Linked DNA regions of Homo sapiens: region 2 is linked to region 1. The links are chromatin loops, found by intact Hi-C in ENCODE. Cell type or tissue: psoas muscle. All regions are shown on one strand.

Region 1 (8,000 bases):
GACTTTAACACAGTGAGACTCTTGTTGGAGTTCTGACCTCCAGTATGTGAGAAAACACATCTGTGTTGTTTTATGCCACTAAGTTTGTGGTGGTTTGTTAGGGCAGCCAGGGAAGCTATTACACTTTCTTTCCGGTTCTAGAGAACCGGAAAGAACACTCTGTCCTTCAGGCATCTCCCTTAGCCTCCTGGGGCTCAATTTTCCCATCTATACTGAGAGAGAAGGGGGCCCACCCATTTAAAGTCTGATTTCCCTTTGCCTTTCCCTTTACTCTCCTGGGAGTCACCAGCGAGCAGGATGCTGTCAGGGGTGGTGGACATCACTTGGCTCAACAGGTCTGCCTTGGCTGCCAGGACAACTCTCTCCAGGCCTCAGTGAGGTGGTGACACTTGCAGGTACTTGTGACTGCAGTTGGGGCCGGGGCCTCTGCAGTGAGCAGGACCTCCCCCGGGGAGGTCCCCAGGCTCACTCCCAGGCTGCCGACTCCCAAGTTCATGCCTCCAGCCCAGACCTCCGGCCTATGCAACTGGAGCGTGCACCCAATCACGTGTCCAAGGGATCCCTGCCACCTTCACTGGGGTGTCCCACTCAGTACGCATAGAAGCCCACTCGGTCTTCTGCATCTCCCCCGTCCAGAGCTTTCCAATTGTCCTTGTGGCTCAGTTTCTCTTGTGCCCCACATCAATCCCTCAGAAAATCCTGATGGCACCATGTTCAGCACAAACCCCAAATCTGGGGCATCCTCCCCCTCCAGCCCTCCCACTCAGGCCCGGGCCCCACCCCTCAGGCCTGGACGCCTACAGGAGCCACGTCACGGTGTCTCCCTGCCCATAAATACATGAGGTTGCACAGCTCCCCACCTGCGGCTCCTGGTGGTCTTGCTGGTGACATCTGTCTGGACCCCTCTGACTCATCTCTCCATGGTGTGTCCCCTCCCCGACGCCACTCAGCTGCCCGGGCCACCTCGCTGTTCCTAGAATACCCAAGCTCACTTCTACCCCTGGATCTTGGTGCTCACTGTGCTGTTTGTCCCAGAGCTCTCCTCCCCAGCCCGGCAGACTCCCGCCTTCCTGTGTGCTTCAACCCAAGGTCTCCTCTGACCCCCACAGAGAGCTGGAGCCCCTTCCCCTAAGAATCCCCAGAACCAACTTGCGAGAACCACAGAATCATCTGTCCCCAGTCCCCATGGTCTGAAGGCTGGCTCACGGGGCTGGAGCTGTGCCTGCCTGGACCCTTCCATAGCCCTGGCACCTGGAACAGTGGGTGTTCACCTAGCCCTCTTGGAACGGTGGGAAGGACAAGGGAGCCCAAGCCCCAGATGGCCTGTCCCCACATCCTTGGAGCCAGCCTGGAGCTGGGACTCGGCCCTGGGCTGCACCTGCCCTTGTGATGGCCGTGGGCTCTCTGCAGCCAGGCCAGCTGCAGCCGCTCTCTGCTCTTTGGGGGACTTCACAGCACGCCCTCCTGGGAACAGCATTGCTGGGAAGTGCAGTGGCCCGGCCCGGGCTCGGTGGCCCAGGAGCTGCATGCCCCCCACTTCTCCTCCATGGCTTCTTCTCCCCTGAAAGAGACAGGCAGAGTTCTCTGCCAACCTCAGGCAGGGCCCATCTGATGTTGGTGCCAGTCTCAGCTCTGGCACTGTCCGTGGTATCATCCCACTCTCCCAGGCTCCCGATCGGTACAATGTACCAGTCACCCCCAATGGTGTCTGTGCAGGGGAGGGGCAGTGTCTCGAAGCGGAGCCCTTAGAGAGTGTCTTTGTGTGTTCGAGCTGCTGTAATAAAAGTAACACAGACTGTGGGGCTGAAGCAACAGACGTGGACATCCTCACAGCTCCGGAGGCTGGAAGGCCCAGGTCAAGGTGCTCACACAGTGGTGTCTGATGAGGCTCTCTGCTGTCTTGCTTGGTCCATGCTGTGTCCCCACGTGGTGGGAGGCCAGGGAGAGAGCACACACTCTGGTCTCTTCTTATAAAGGCACCGATCCTTCTATGAGGCCTTCCGTGGGATGAGATAATCACTTCCTGCAGTCCCCTCCTAACACTGGGGATCAGGGCTTCAACATAGAAATGGGGGGTGGGCAGCAGGCCGGGTGTGGTGGCTCACACCTATAGTCCCAGCACTTTGGGAGGCTGAGGCGGGGGTATCACTTGAGATCAGGCGTTTGAGACCAGCCTGACCAACATGGCAAAACCCCGTCTCTATTAAAAATACAAAAATTAGCCGGATGTGGTGCTGTGTGCCTGTAATCTCAGCTACTCAGGAGGCTGAGACGGGAGAATCACTTGAATCCAGGAGGCGGAGGTTGCAGTGAGTGGAGATTGCACCACTGCACAATCTGCCTGGGTGACAGAGCAAGACTCCATCTCGAAAGAAAGAGAGAGAAAGAAAGAATGAAAGAGAGAGAGAGGGAAAGAAAGAAAGAAAGAAAGAAAGAAAGAAAGAAAGAAAGAAAGAAAGAAAGAAAGAAAGAAAGAAGAAAGAAAGAAGGAAGAAAGAAAAAGAAAGAAGGAAAGAAAGAAAGAAGAAAGAAAGAAAGAAAGAAAGAAAGAAAGAAAGAGAAGAAAGAGAAAGGAAGGAAGGGAGGGAGGGAAAGAAAGAAGAAAGAAAGCAAGCAAGCAAGCAAGAAAGAAAGAAAGAGAAAGAAAGAAAAAGAAGAATGAGAAAGGAAGGGACGGAAGGAAAGAAAGAAAGAAGAAAGAAAGAAAGAAAGAAAGAAAGAAAGAAAGAAAGAAAGAAAGGAAGGAAGGAAGGAAGGAAGGAAGGAAGGAAGGAAGGAAGGAAGGAAGGAAGGAAAGAAAGAAAGAAAAAGAAAGAATAAAGGAATGAAGGAAGGAAAGAAGGAAGGAAGGAACTGGGGGGCCACAAACATTCAGTGCACAGCAGGTCACCTTCTAGTTAGGAGCAAGTCGATTTGCTTCTCTGAGCCTCAGTTTCCCCATCTGTAAAGTGAAGACACAGTGGTGTTACCCACATGGGTTGTGCGTGAGGATTAAATACCTGACTGCTTAGCAGGGTGCCTGCCCCGAAGGAAGCGCCCCTGTCTATTTCAGTTTGCTCTAAGCCCCAGGAAATAAGCAGGAGGCAGCAGAACCGCCCCTTTATACCCCAAGGCCCAACAGCCCAATGGTGTTTACCCCAAGTAAACCTTTGTTGTCCTAAAAGTCACTTGAGGCTAAGGTAAATAAGTACAGATAAAATACAGGAAGCCCAGGTAAAGATGAATTTCAGATAAACAAACACTGTTTAGTGTGAGTTTGTCCGGTGCAATATTTAGGACACATTCTAAAGAAATTACTCAACGTTCGTCTGAAATCTTCCTTTAACTGAGTGTCCCGTGGAGTTTGTATTTACTAAATATTCAGGTCGCAGGGTACCTCCACCTCTCGCGGGTTGCCTGCCCAGCTTTGGTCCTGGCACAGGTGCGATTTGGGGGTATGGCCACTGGGTGGCACCATTGTGCCACAGACAGGCCCTGCCTGCTTCTCTGGGCACTGCGGATGGGTGGGCTGGGCTCCCAGCCTTCTTCTGCACAGCCGCCTGGGCTTCCCTGCCACAGGGCACCTCATCTGAGCAGGGGGCCCTCCTGGGGCAGACGTCATCTCCTCCCGGGTCAGGTCAGTGCCAGAGGAACCCACGCCGCTGAGGAGCTGAGGGAGGGCACAGTCTCTGCCTTCCTCCTCATCTGTCCCTGCCTTTCTGTGCCCCTGCTCAGCTATCCCCAGGTCGGCCTGCCTGGGGGGTTTCTCTCTGTCTCTCTCTCTCTCTCTCTCTCTCTCTCTCTCTCTCTCTCTCTCTCTCTCTCTCCATTCAGCCTCAGTCCGCCTGGCACCTGCCCTGTGGCTCTCCCAGGCTGTGGCTGGAGCAGTCCTGGTCCCTCCCCATTCAAGGGATCCCAGAAGAGCGTCCAGCGGAGGGGCTGCTGATGGCTTTCTTGCAGTGGCTTAGCCCAGCCCTGAGCCTGGGGGCCTGCACACAGCAATACTCTGTGAATGTTCGTCGGTAGGACTGGGTCTGGGCCTGAGGCACAAGGGTCAGGAGCTGGAGTGTGGCAGGGAGGCCTCTCGCTCCATCCAAAGGCCCTGCTAAAAGTACCGACCAGTGCGTACTGCCTGATGTTCCACAGGTCCCCACTGTCCTGAGAAGCTCTGGGGCATTGCCGCAGCCTTGTCAGCGAGCTGTACATCTTAGGACACAGGGCCTTGTAGACAGCGGCAGCTGCCATCTCCAGAGTCCAGCCACCAGGCATAATCCGAGTGGGGACCCTGATAGTGCCAGGTGTGAACCCAACAGCTGGCTCTGTGCACCTCATTGTTCTGAACCCTTTACCTGCACTAACTCATGTCGTTCCCACCACAGATGTGAGGCAGGAGCTGTCGTCTCCATTCTGCATATGAAACCAGGCATGTGGGAGCTGAGTCCCTAACCCAAGGCCTCAGGCCAGTAGGTGGCTGAGCTGGGAACAGATGAATGAATGAATGAATGAATGAATGAATGATTTGTCCATATTGCTCAACCTGGGCAGAGAGATGCCCAGATATAGATATGATCCCCACTAGCCTAGATCCTAGAGATCATGGGGGAAAGACTGATCATGTGGCCTGGGTAAATGACCCCATGACTCAGTTTCCCTCTCTGCCCAACTGCAGTGAGCTGAGCTGTTTCCCAGGCTCAGTCACTGTGAAGTGCAGTGAACAGGAGCTGGCAAGAGGGTTTCCCAGCATCCCTCTGCAGTGTTCCCCTTTGGCCTTCCCTCTGCTTGGGACCCTTGAGCTCAGCCCAGGCCCAGATAGCAGGGGAGGGGGGCTCTGAGTGCACTCCAGGTGAGGGATCCCTTTGGGGCACCCCGCAGAGGCCACATCCCTTCCTGGTACCCAACTGGAAGGGTCCTGCCCACCTGCACTGCCAGACCTCCAGGAACCTCCAGGAAGCCTGCATGGGGAGAGATGGGGCCTGGATCACCTCCAGGCGGTTGGGCAGAGCCACTGTGGCCTTAAGTACCTGCATAAATCACTGCATTTACCACGCATTTCCTTGATGGGGTGTCAAGCTCGGAGACTGCAAGAGTCAGCATGAATAATTCAGGGCTGGGCTGTCTGTCCCCATCCAGAGGAAGAACTGCTGTGATGGAACTGGAACTGCACAGCACAGCGAGGCTGGCACAGGGGGTGGGGGCCGCTTGGACGAGCGCTCAGGGCAGTTCTGGCTTGAGAAAACTTGTCTGGCTGAGCCGAGCACACGGTCCCGGCTCACACCTTCAAGGACAGGCTGCTCACCACCCCAGGCAACCCACTTGATGACTGGACAGTGACCAGGGTCAGAGGGGGCTCCTGACCCTAAGAGGACACTTGCTCCCTGCACCCTCCCACACAGCCACAGCTCTCCAGGTCCTAAGAAGACCCCCCAGAAGCTGCTCTTCCCACGCCGATAGCCGGGGGCCTGCACCTGGTCACAGCTTGGGCAGAGACACAGGTGTTGCCCAAGAAACAGCAAGGTGGCATGAAGATTGGCATGGCGAGGCCTCGGCTGGAGGGGAGGGAGTGAGCTCCACAGGCCCCCTCTGTCCTGAGACACTCTAGGACATCACCGGAGCCTTGTCGGCTAGCTGCAGGTCTTAGGACACAGGGCGCTGTAGACAGCAGCAGCTGCCATCTCCAGAGTCCACCCACCAGACATAATCCAAGTGGGGACCCTGGTAGCGCCAGGTGGGCACCTGACAGCTGGCTCTGTGCACCCGACGGTTCCCTGATAGCACCAGGTGTGCACACGACAGCTGGCTCTGTGCACCCAGTGGTTCTGCTCACTGCTTCCCAGCCTAGTCCTCCTTCTCCCGTCCCCCACCCTCCATACCTTCCCGTCCTGGGTGTCCAAATCCCACTCACCAGGCAAGGTCACGAAGCCTGCTGAGCCTTCAACTTCCTTCCCCGTGGACCCTGGTCTCCCCTCCTCTGCCAGCCCCAGGCTGTGTAGGGGTGACCACCTGCCTCCTTGGGATGACTTCTGCCCACGGCTGCATCCCTGCCCCTCCTGGGGGGAGTCCTCGTCACAGCGTCTCCAGCACCCCACTAGGGCCCAGCACTCAGCAGGCACCCCCAAGTTCTCTGAACAGATGGAAGGAGCAATTGTGGGTGTCGTTCTGGTGTCTCTCTCGTCTCTCGAGTCAGTGTCCTGTAACAGCAACGGCCATGAGATTCTGCGAGCAGACAGAGGAAGACTCTGTATGGCAGCAACAGTAGCCCCCAGCCCGCCTTGTCTCTGTCCAGCCCCTGAGCTGGCGCTGCTGCAGCCCATCCTCTGGCCCCTGACACCCTCCGGGGCAGCAAGGAGGGCACCATGGCTTTGCCTGTGGTGGTGGTGACTGCCTGGAACCCTGGCACTGGACCACCCCTCACATAATCTCACCCAATCCTATGCTTGGTAAGGCGGGCATGATCGTCCTCGTGTTACAGGTGCAGGAAGCTGAGGCCCAGAGCACTGGGTGCCTTTCCTGAGGTCACAGAGCCAGGAAGTGGCCGGGCAGAGATTTGGGCCCTTGCCTACCCCTGGATGCATGGGCACTGACGATTCTGCTTCTCAGGACTCTGGGGCTCCCGAACCTGGACCCGGTGAGGCGTCACCGAGGCGATGCCTGCTTCCCATGAAGCTGCAGGTGAGCGTGAGCTGTGCCGAAGACGTCAACACAGGGCGATTTTGTTACAAACAACAGCTGCTCTCAGGGGAGGCCCATGGCACATGGCACACAGCCTCCCACAGCACACTGGCCTCCCATGGCCCACAGCCCACGGCACACCGGCCTCCCATGGCAGAGCCCCCTGAAGCTGCACCTGAGGAAACCCAGGACTCTTGGAACATAAACGAGGGTGAGGGTGAAGAAGGCAGAATGGCTCTGGAGCCCACTGGGGGTCCGGTCAACCGCTGGGGGCCCGGTCATCCACACACACACCTTGAAGCTGACCTCGGAGGCCTCGACAGGCGGTGGCCGGGGCACGGACGAGGGGTCTAGGACCCTGGCACTTGGGAAGCCTAAAAGCAAACGAGGTTAGGGTCTGGTGAGCTTGTGCTAGGTGGAACCAGGAGCCGCCCTGAGGCTGCCCCTGTCCCACACCCCGCGGTTCCCGTCAGTCCTGGGGACGAGGCTGGGGCCTGCCCCAGGGGGAATCTGCCTTCCTAAAGAAGCAGTGGGTGGAGAGCCACATCTGGGGCTAGTTTTCTGTGAGATGATCTTTAGCATGTTTCATTCCCGTTGTCTAAGGAGTCTCCGGGTTAGGCTGGGGCCCTGTGTCCACAGCGCACCTGCCAGCCTTCACGCCTTTCCCCCATCATGCAGCACATGCCTTCATGGGTTCTAAGGTGATCGTCGGTAATCGCCATTGAGGCACCCCATAATAGTCTACCTGGTGGACGCTCTGGAATGTAAACCTTCATCAGACAGCTCCATTTTCCAGGCATTTGTTTGTTTTATGAGTGGCTATGGTGGATTCCCAGGGCTGCCATGCCCAGCCCCACAGGCGGGGGTGTTGAGCAGCAGACACGTGCTCTCCCTCGCCCTGAAGGCTGGAAGTCTGAAATCGAGGTGTTGGCAGAGCCAGGCTCCCCTGCAGGCACAAGGGCATGGTCTGTTCCAGGCCTCTCTCTCAGCCCTGGTGGTCCCTTGGCTTGGGGGAGCGTGACTGTAACCTTCCCACCACGTTCTCTCTGTGGACATGGCTGGGTCCAAACATCCACCTTTTATGGGGACACCGGTCATGTTGGATTAAGGGCCTGCCTGACTCTGATGGACCTCATCTGAACTAATTACCCCTGCAATGACCCTACTTCCAAGTCAGGTCACATTCTAAGGTCCTGGGGATTAGGGCTTCAATGTATGCATTATAGGGGGAAGCAGTGCCGCCTGTAAGCGACAGGTCCACACACGCCCGGCATCCTTGGGGCACTCCGGGACCTGAAGCTGTCCAAGCAAAGCCCGTGGGTCTTCCTGGCGACTACTGCCAGCGGTAGGGA
Region 2 (8,000 bases), 440 kb after region 1:
CCCTCGGGGCTTCTACACCAGGTGTCCCCTGCAGGGAGAACTTCCCAGCGTGGGGACCCCAGAGGCCTCAGCAGAGCTCCCTTGTGCCTCACTAGTCAGAGCTGCAGCTGCTCGACAAACTGGGGCCTGCCCCAAAGGGCCACGGAGCGCCAGTCTCCCAGTAAGATGAAGGGTGGACACTTCCAGGGCCAGGCACCTCCTGGCACATCCTCAGCCTGGGATCTGCGCTCTGGGACTGACTTGGAACTCAGAGGGCAGGGTCTGGGCCCGTGGCAGCGCCGCCCCGTGGTGCTGCAGAGCTGAGGTGCCTTCAGAGAAGATGCCCATTTATTCTCACTGCTCAGGTGTGATGAGTGCGGCGCTGCCACGGAATGCCACACGGCTGCTGCCAATAATCAGGCAGATATACCCAATGGAGAGGCACCAGGGTACACTGCAGAAAGTCAACGGCAGAACAGTGTGGACTGCATGTGACCTTTTGTATAAAACCATAGAAATAACTTTAAATAGAAACATCGGGGGTCAGACGCCATGGCTCGCAGCTGTCATGCCAGCACTTTGGGAGGCTGAGGTGGGAGGACTGCATGAACCCAAGAGTTCAAGGCCAGCCTGGGCAACATAGCGAGACCCCGCCTCTAAAATTTTAAAAGTTGGCCAGGCATGGTGGCGTGCATCTACAGTCCCAGTCACTTGACAGGCTGAGGCAGAAGGATGGCTTGAGCCCAGGAGTTCAAAGCTGCAGTGAGCTATGATCTTGCCACTGCACTCCAGCCTGGGCGAGAGATCAAGACCCTATCACTTCATAAAAATAAAAGAGAAACAAATCAGGATTTTTTTTTCTGGAAGGACTAAAAAGGACTGCTGCAGTATTTCTGGGGAGAGGGTCTCATGGAGGAGGGAGGAAGGTGTAGGTCTTACCTTTGTCATCTGTGATATTTACATTTTTAAAGCCCTGTCAACAATTCACTTAGGATTTTTTTTTCATGCCACTTAGAGTGGCCCATGTCAGGAAATTATGAGTGTTTTTATTCTCTGTAACTCTAAAAACAACCTCAACATAGCAAGCCTGACACCTTTTTTAAAAATACCAATCTGGTGGATCCCTGCTCCAGAGCAGCTGCTCTCCAGTGTGGTGAGAAACGCTGGCAGATACGGTCTTACTTCTCGAGGAGCCCCATCCTCTTCACAGATGTGGACATGGTGGGGCAGGCGTCGGACAGCGCCCTGGGAAGGGCCTGTGCAAGGCAGCCTCAGCCGCTCTCCCCCAGGAGACATTGTAAGGATCCGTGCACAATCTTTATGATATGAAGATGCTGCGCACGTTTCAAGCGGCTGCATCTGAAACAAGCCAGGCAGTCAGCTGGGGGCTTCCGAGTAACTGTGGCTTCTCTGGCGTGTGATGTTTATGAAATACGGTTCATCACTGTGAGGATGTGGAGAAAGCTGGGAGGAGGTGGGCTGAAACACAGCCAGAGCAGAGACCACAGCACTGACGACTGCTGGGGAAGCTCTCCTTGGTTTGGCCTCCCCAACCAGGCCTCGGCTGGCAAGGATGCAGCTCATGAAATCTTCTTCCTCGGGGTGGTCCGGGGTGGCCGCAGCTCCGCAGGCCCATGGGCAAACGGGCAGCAGTCCGTGGACAGAGCGCAGCCATCAGGGTGATGCATGAAGAACCAGCAGAGGCGGGTTTTGCAGGCTTCAGAGAGCAGTCTCTGTTTCGCTTCCGGTTGCTTTGTCTTCCACAGTGTCTCCTCTCGCCAGTCGCGGATGTGAACTCTCCCATTCACAACTGTGGTTTGGAACAGAGAAGACACACTGAGAAGTAAACCTGAAAGTTCCTTAATTCACCAGCCTCTCTTTAGCTCCCACGCCACGGGAGGTGCCAATCCAGGGTCAGGGATACAACCGGAACACAGCCTAGAGTTCCTGCTGGTCACAGTGAGTCTGCCTCCAGTGGGAGTGACTGAGGTATGGGATGTGTCTTCAGGCAAGGCCGGGGAAGGTGAGCCCTGCGGGAAGTGAGCGGCAGCCCTGCGCAGACCCAGGAAGAGCATTTTAGGCAAAGCAGCAGCAAACCCGAGTGTCCCAGGACAGACTGCACCAGGACTGGCCACATTCGAGGGACAGCCAGAGGGGAGGGCAGAGGACAGAGCTGGGTCCCTTGTGGCCTCATCATTGAGGCCACCGACCTTCCCTCTGGCTGAGAGGCAGGTCCTGCAGAGCCACCATTTTAGAAGGATCACTTGAGTGGAGGAAGGAGGGACCACGGTGTGAGAGCCGAAACACGAGAAAACATCTGTGCTGCAGCCCCGACCTCTGAGGACTGTGTCAGCATTACGGGCAGAAAGAGGGGCAAGGCGCAGGTCCCTCCACGCAGTCTAAGGACGGGGCTGGTGCAGGGCAGCCTCTGCTCCTTGGTGCCGTCCCGGTGCACTGGGTTTACATGCGCCTCCCAACCGGAGCCCCTCCAGGTGCAAGTGTGGAGTAACAGAGGCCAATGAGCTCTGGAACAGGAACACGAAGGGGGACCTGCCTATGTGCAGTAGTTTAGATACCCCCTCTGAAAGTGCCACTGGGACCCAATGGCCAGGGCTGATCTCCAAACTGGGGAGCTGGAGGGACATCAGAGTGGGGTGGGGCCAGGAGAGGGCTGCTGTGGGCCCGCTCGTCACCTGGGTCCCAGGCCTCGCAGGCCTCCTCTAGGCTGCCTCCTGACCCCGCCGCCCAAATTGGGCCGAGATACCCCCCTACGCTCCCATTTGGCCGTTTCCTTGTGGGAATCCAACAACTCCCCGTGAAACATGGCCAAAGCAACCACCTCCTTCCTGGTTCTCGCTGGAAGCTAGGAAACCGCTCACGACAGAAGGCTCGGGGGAATAAAGGAGCCTCAGTGAGGAAGTCTGGCTCACCGACTTCCAAAGAGAACTTGAAAGTGTAGGAATTAAAGCTCGAATTCTGCCTTCAAATCACCTTGTGTGTGGCAATAACGAGCCTGTGTGCTTTTGACAGACTGATGTTTTACAGTTTCCCCTGAAACTAGAGAAATGAGCCCAGAGAACGGCGCCACAGTTGGGGGCTCACCCTCACAGCCTGGCTGGAAGCACCGCCAAGGCCAGGCCTGACCCTGTTTGCCCTCCCACGGCTGCCTCTCTGTCTCGCCTCCCAACATTGGAGCTGAGGTTTCTTAACCTGAAGTCTCCTGTTAAGGCAGTCCCGCGACACTCTGCCCATGTCCCCACAGCAGCACCTCCTGGCGCAGCACAGAAGGGCACATCCTGGCCACTGAGGGACCTGGAACCCTCTAAAGGGTGCTCAGGAGGAGCCCCAGGGGCCAGAGCTTCCCCCCAACTCCCCATGATCCCAAACAGTGAGGGGCCTCTGGCCTGATGCCCTGACCTGTCAAGAGAATGGGGGGTGGGGGATCACTGAGGCCAAAGGCTGAGTACAGATTCCCCTCAGAGCCAGCCTCGGCACCCCCTTCCCCACCACAACGTGACAGGCCAGCTGGCGGCAGGCCCTCCCACGCGGCTCCGGAGTTAAGAGCACACCCAACCATGTTTTGGAAGCAGGACCTGCAGGGTGTCTAAGGACTGAGGAGCGGGCGCTGATGATAGAGATGAGGCTCCCGAACGGCGCAGGCAGGCTCCAGGCTGGCCCAGCCTCACTGACCCACTCCCCGTGTCTACAACCCTGGACATGGCAGGTAGCTCCCGGCCGCCCCTCTTAACACCTGAGCCCCCATCTGGCCAGGTGCCAGAAGGGGCGGCCTTCCAGAGGCACTTGCTCTAGCCAGCTAGAAAGACAACCAACAGCTAGAAAGACTCTCCTCCTCTGGAAATGTGCTCCTCATTTTGAAATGGAACCACAGAGCCACAGTCTGCTCCACCCAAGTTCCTGCCGCCTCCTCCCTCCTTACCGTGCGCATCCCCTGGGACTCTACCTCAGCACAGGAGCCGCCATCTCCACCACTGCTTCTGACAGCAGACAGACACTCCCTTTCACCAAGTTGCTCTGAGGAACGGGTTGAGGATTACAGTCCTCGGATGATGCCATAGGCTCAGGGGTGCCAGTGCTGGGTCAGACCTGGCCCGGACTGTGGCGTGGCCTCTCCACTCACTGGGAGACATCGGGCCGGCGCACTGACCTCTCTGAGACTTGTCTACATGTTCAAGGAGGAAAGGCCTGCTCTGCCATGAGTGCAGGATGAGATGAGGCCCCGCGTGTACCCGGCAGCACGGTGCCAGGCTCCATACCAGCCAGCATGGATGCAGCGCGCCGCCCCTTGGCGGCCTCAGGAAGGGGCAGGGACAGAGGCAGGGCTGGCCCTTGTGGCCCTCATGGGTCATGCTCAGGGCTGGCTGACCTGAAGCCATCTGGAAACATTTCCAATTCCTCACTCTCATAAACATTTTCTGAGACTAGCCACGTTAGCTTAAAACAAAACCTAAACCTCATACAGAGATAAGACCCAGCTTCAGAGCATAGTTTTCGCATGACTGGAGGAGAATGTTTATTTGGAACCCAATTCCCAGGCCTCCTACTCAGAAGCGTTTCCAAAAACAAGTTTGCCCCCCCAGGGTGACCTGCACAGAAAAACACTGACATACAAGCAGACTCATCATGGGTGAAAAAGACAGTATTTCAGGAAACCAACAAAAACAAGTGTTGGGAAAGACAGAAAGAGGCCCCGTGGAGGTGGGAAGTATTCTAACTGCCTAAAGCTCTATGCAAGGAAGAGCAGACTCCAGGCAGCAGGCCCAGCCCAGCCAGCAGGCCCAGCCCAGCCAGCACTGCAGGCCCAGTGTCTACTCTGGGGGCAGCCTCAGGGACACGCTTCTGCGCCTGCCCCGAGAAACACAGGCTCCAACCATGCTCACCGGCCCCCCACCCAACAGCAGCTCTCACCTAGAGAGGCCAGTTCAGCTGAAAGCCAAGTTCAGCTCTCCAGGAGCAGGCAGGCACACAAAGGCAGTGTGTGTGTGTGCACAAACCCACACGCTTGCACTCTTGTGTACACATGAGGAATGGCACACACACCTGTGCTCTCTCACACACCCAGAGAGCCAGACACTGTACTGCACCTGATCCCCACGGCTACTTCATGGGCAGGGGACCCAGAAGCTAGGGTGTAAGCCAGGCCACTCCTTCCCACTGTGACTTCGGTGTCATCCCTACCCATCAGAGGCCCAGTCCTTTTCCTGGTCATGGCGGCTGTAACCCGACCAGCTCCCACTCTTACTCCTCCCAACCCTGGCTCTTTGCAAATGCTGTTCGCTCTGCCTAAAGCTGTTCTCTGTTCCTGACTCCTCTTTTCCTTCCAGGCCCAGCTCAAGTGTCATTTCCTAAGTAAAGCCCTCCTGAGCCCACTCGGGCCAGGCCAGTTCTCCCTGCACATCACAACTCACAGAAATGTGTGCTTAGGGCATGGTGGTGACACAAGAAGACACCTACTATTCTTAAAGATGCACGTGGAAGTACTTAGGGGTGAAATAGCATGCTAGCTAGAATTTGCTTTAAAATACTTACAGAAAGAGGAAAAAAAAAAAAAAAGCGCCACAAAGCAAGTTATGGCAAACTCCCCAGCCGCTGGCGCTGGTAAACCATGGCTCCCTGCCCTGTTCCTGCCCCCTCTGTGCACACCTGGAAGCTGCAGATGATGGAAGTGTGTACACCACTGGCACCTGGGTGAGCACCTGCTACATCTCCCCCCTCCCTCACTGCACCACCGGCTCCAGAAGGCCAGGGATGTGTCTGCCTTGCTTTGCGGGCTGAGTGAATGGACAAGCGGGTGGAGGGCCCTCCTGCCTCCCCATACCCTGGCAGTCCTGGAGTCACAGGGCGTTGGGGAGCAGGGGAACTGGGTACCAGGACCTCCGCCTGCCCAGGCCCGTGGGGCGAGGGCCACAGGAGTCCAGGCCTCCGCCTGTGGGGCAGGGCTCACTCTTCCCACTCCCCACCCTGGCTCTGTGGCTCAGGATGCTTTCAGTTTGCAGCAGCTAAAGATGACGCCAAACAATGACCCCCAGCCAACAGGGGACCGGCCAGCGGCTACCCGACTTGCTCTGTCCTGCGTGGAGCAAGTGGAGCTGAGGCGTCAGCAAGCACAGCATAGGGGGAGAGAGACCAGCCTGGGGACATCGCATGGGACGAGGTCCAGAGGAGCAAGGAGGGAACGGGGTGACCCACGTCCCACCCTGAGGTCAAATGCCACCCACGTCAGAGCTGGGTGGGGCACCGCGGAACTTGCTGCTTCTGTCAGATTCTTCAGTGAGTCTAAACCACTCTAAAATAAAACATTATTTAACTGAAAAAAGGGGGAAAAAGAAGGAAAGAACGGCGGGGGAGAGGCGGACTCCGTACCTTGGAACACCTGGTGGCTGTTCCGGAGCAGCGTCTGCAGGCCCCCACACTCCCGCTTCAGCCTCCGCAGGGTCTCCGTGTCCAGCTCGTTGGCTACTTCTGCCAGAGATAGGCTCTCTGTGGAAAAACGGGTTTTTTTTTTCCCCAAAACAACAGCAAAATATTACGAACCTGTCACACAGGCAGAAACAGTCCATTTCAGTTCCATACACTCACACGCGTTATGCACTCCAGCACGAAGGACGATTCCATCTCACCTAACCCACACCACACCGCACCAAACCGTGAGGGCCGTGGCGTCCCCACCCAGCTAAGGTGGCACAGCCTGACAAGACGCAGCCCCACACATGCCCCATGCCCGCACAGGGCCAGGCGTCAGGTGATGCTGCCTGCTCTGGGTGGTCACCTCAAGCTCTTCTCACTGGTGACCCATGAAGGGGGGTGGCTGTTTGGAGCCAGGGTTTCTCAGACTAAAGAAGGAAGGCCAAGCTGGCAAGCCTGGGGCCTGAGCCTTCCCAGTGGCTGCTCCAACCATGGGGCAGCCAGCCTGGCGCTACCGGCTCTAGGGTGGCCAGCAAGGCCATGCTAGGCACTAAAAAAAGGAACAGCACAGACACCACAGTGATGGTCTCTTTCCCATTCGAATTTCTGCTTTGAGAGCCTGCAGGTATTTCAAAATGCTCTAATCAGAAAACCTGGTGACATTAAAGTCATTTATTACCAAAACATCAAATTGGATATGAATGAAAGCTGGTTTTCCTGCATGTATTTGCCAGGAACTTCCTATCTGCCAGGTGCTGCACCTCACATCTTATCCACACCCTCCCAAGCTGCAGGAGAGCGGAGGAGACGGCGCCTGTCTGTATGCAGCTGAGCCTGTCAGACCCCTACGGATCAGGACACCACACTCCTGACCCAGGAGCCTGGTGCTGGCAGCCGCTGTCGCAGCTGCTGCGAGAATCCTGCCCACCCAGCCTGGCCAACCTTCTGAGTCCACCTCTCGGCTGTCTCAAATCCATTCTGAGAGGAGCGGGAGTGTTTTAAAAAAGATCACATATTGTCCCAGTCAGCCTTCCCTGTTGCCCCGGCTCTGGCCCAGCATGGACTCCATAACAGGGAATCTCACACTCAGCCATGGGTGCCTCCTGGCCTGGCATATCCGGCCTCTTGGTTTCTCATCCTTTGACGTGTGCGGTCTTGACTCCTAGCCAGGCAGGACTTGGAGCCTCTTGAGGGCAGGGCCCTTTCCTACCCTATTTCTCAGCAGTGTCCCACAGGGACAGACGCCGAGCTAGGATGGGTGAGGTCCTGGAGACAGAGCCACACATGGCCCACAGGCACAGAAACGCAGAGGTGCCTGCCTGAGGACAGGCTGGGTGGGGGCGACCAAAGGCCCTGAAGGCCGCCTGTGGGCGGGAGGGAGGCAGTGGGCTGAGAGGCCAAGGCCACGTGGAGAGTCCCTAACAAGCCCCAGACCCACGGACACCCATCTGGAGGGGACGGGGGTCCAGAGCCTGTTAGGTGCCCTGATTCCCAAGTTCCAAGGCGCAGGCAGGACTGAGCCCACCGCTCACCCATCCCCGCTCTCCATCTCCAGGTCTGTTCCTCCTTCCTCCTCACCCACCGAAAGCCGTCCATCC

Evidence for each region. A loop is a pair of places that touch in the nucleus more often than their neighbours do. Peaks named below come from ENCODE experiments on the same cell type or tissue, not always from the same donor. Only the 100,000 strongest peaks of a DNase experiment are listed, where the experiment ranks them.
Region 2: a loop joins it to region 1, with 4 times the contacts of the local background. A loop is called at or near these places in 15 of 110 quality-filtered maps.

What each region holds. Positions count from the first base shown.
Region 1 is chr4:8,913,619-8,921,618 of GRCh38, reverse strand. No RefSeq gene overlaps it. Among named protein-coding and RNA genes, the nearest start is that of HMX1, 46 kb to the right of the region's middle. In psoas muscle, a CTCF peak has its summit at 3,439 (motif pointing right); a DNase peak (open chromatin) is centred at 3,448; H3K27me3 peaks cover 2,323 bases.
Region 2 is chr4:8,469,561-8,477,560 of GRCh38, reverse strand. TRMT44 (tRNA methyltransferase 44 homolog) reads right to left here. Exons shown (of 11, transcript NM_152544.3): 10 at 6,361-6,477; 11 at 1,006-1,789. The coding sequence ends at 1,560. Among named protein-coding and RNA genes, the nearest start is that of TRMT44, 33 kb to the right of the region's middle. RefSeq lists an enhancer at 5,648-6,296. In psoas muscle, no CTCF peak of the experiment used is centred here; a DNase peak (open chromatin) is centred at 4,813; H3K27ac peaks cover 261 bases.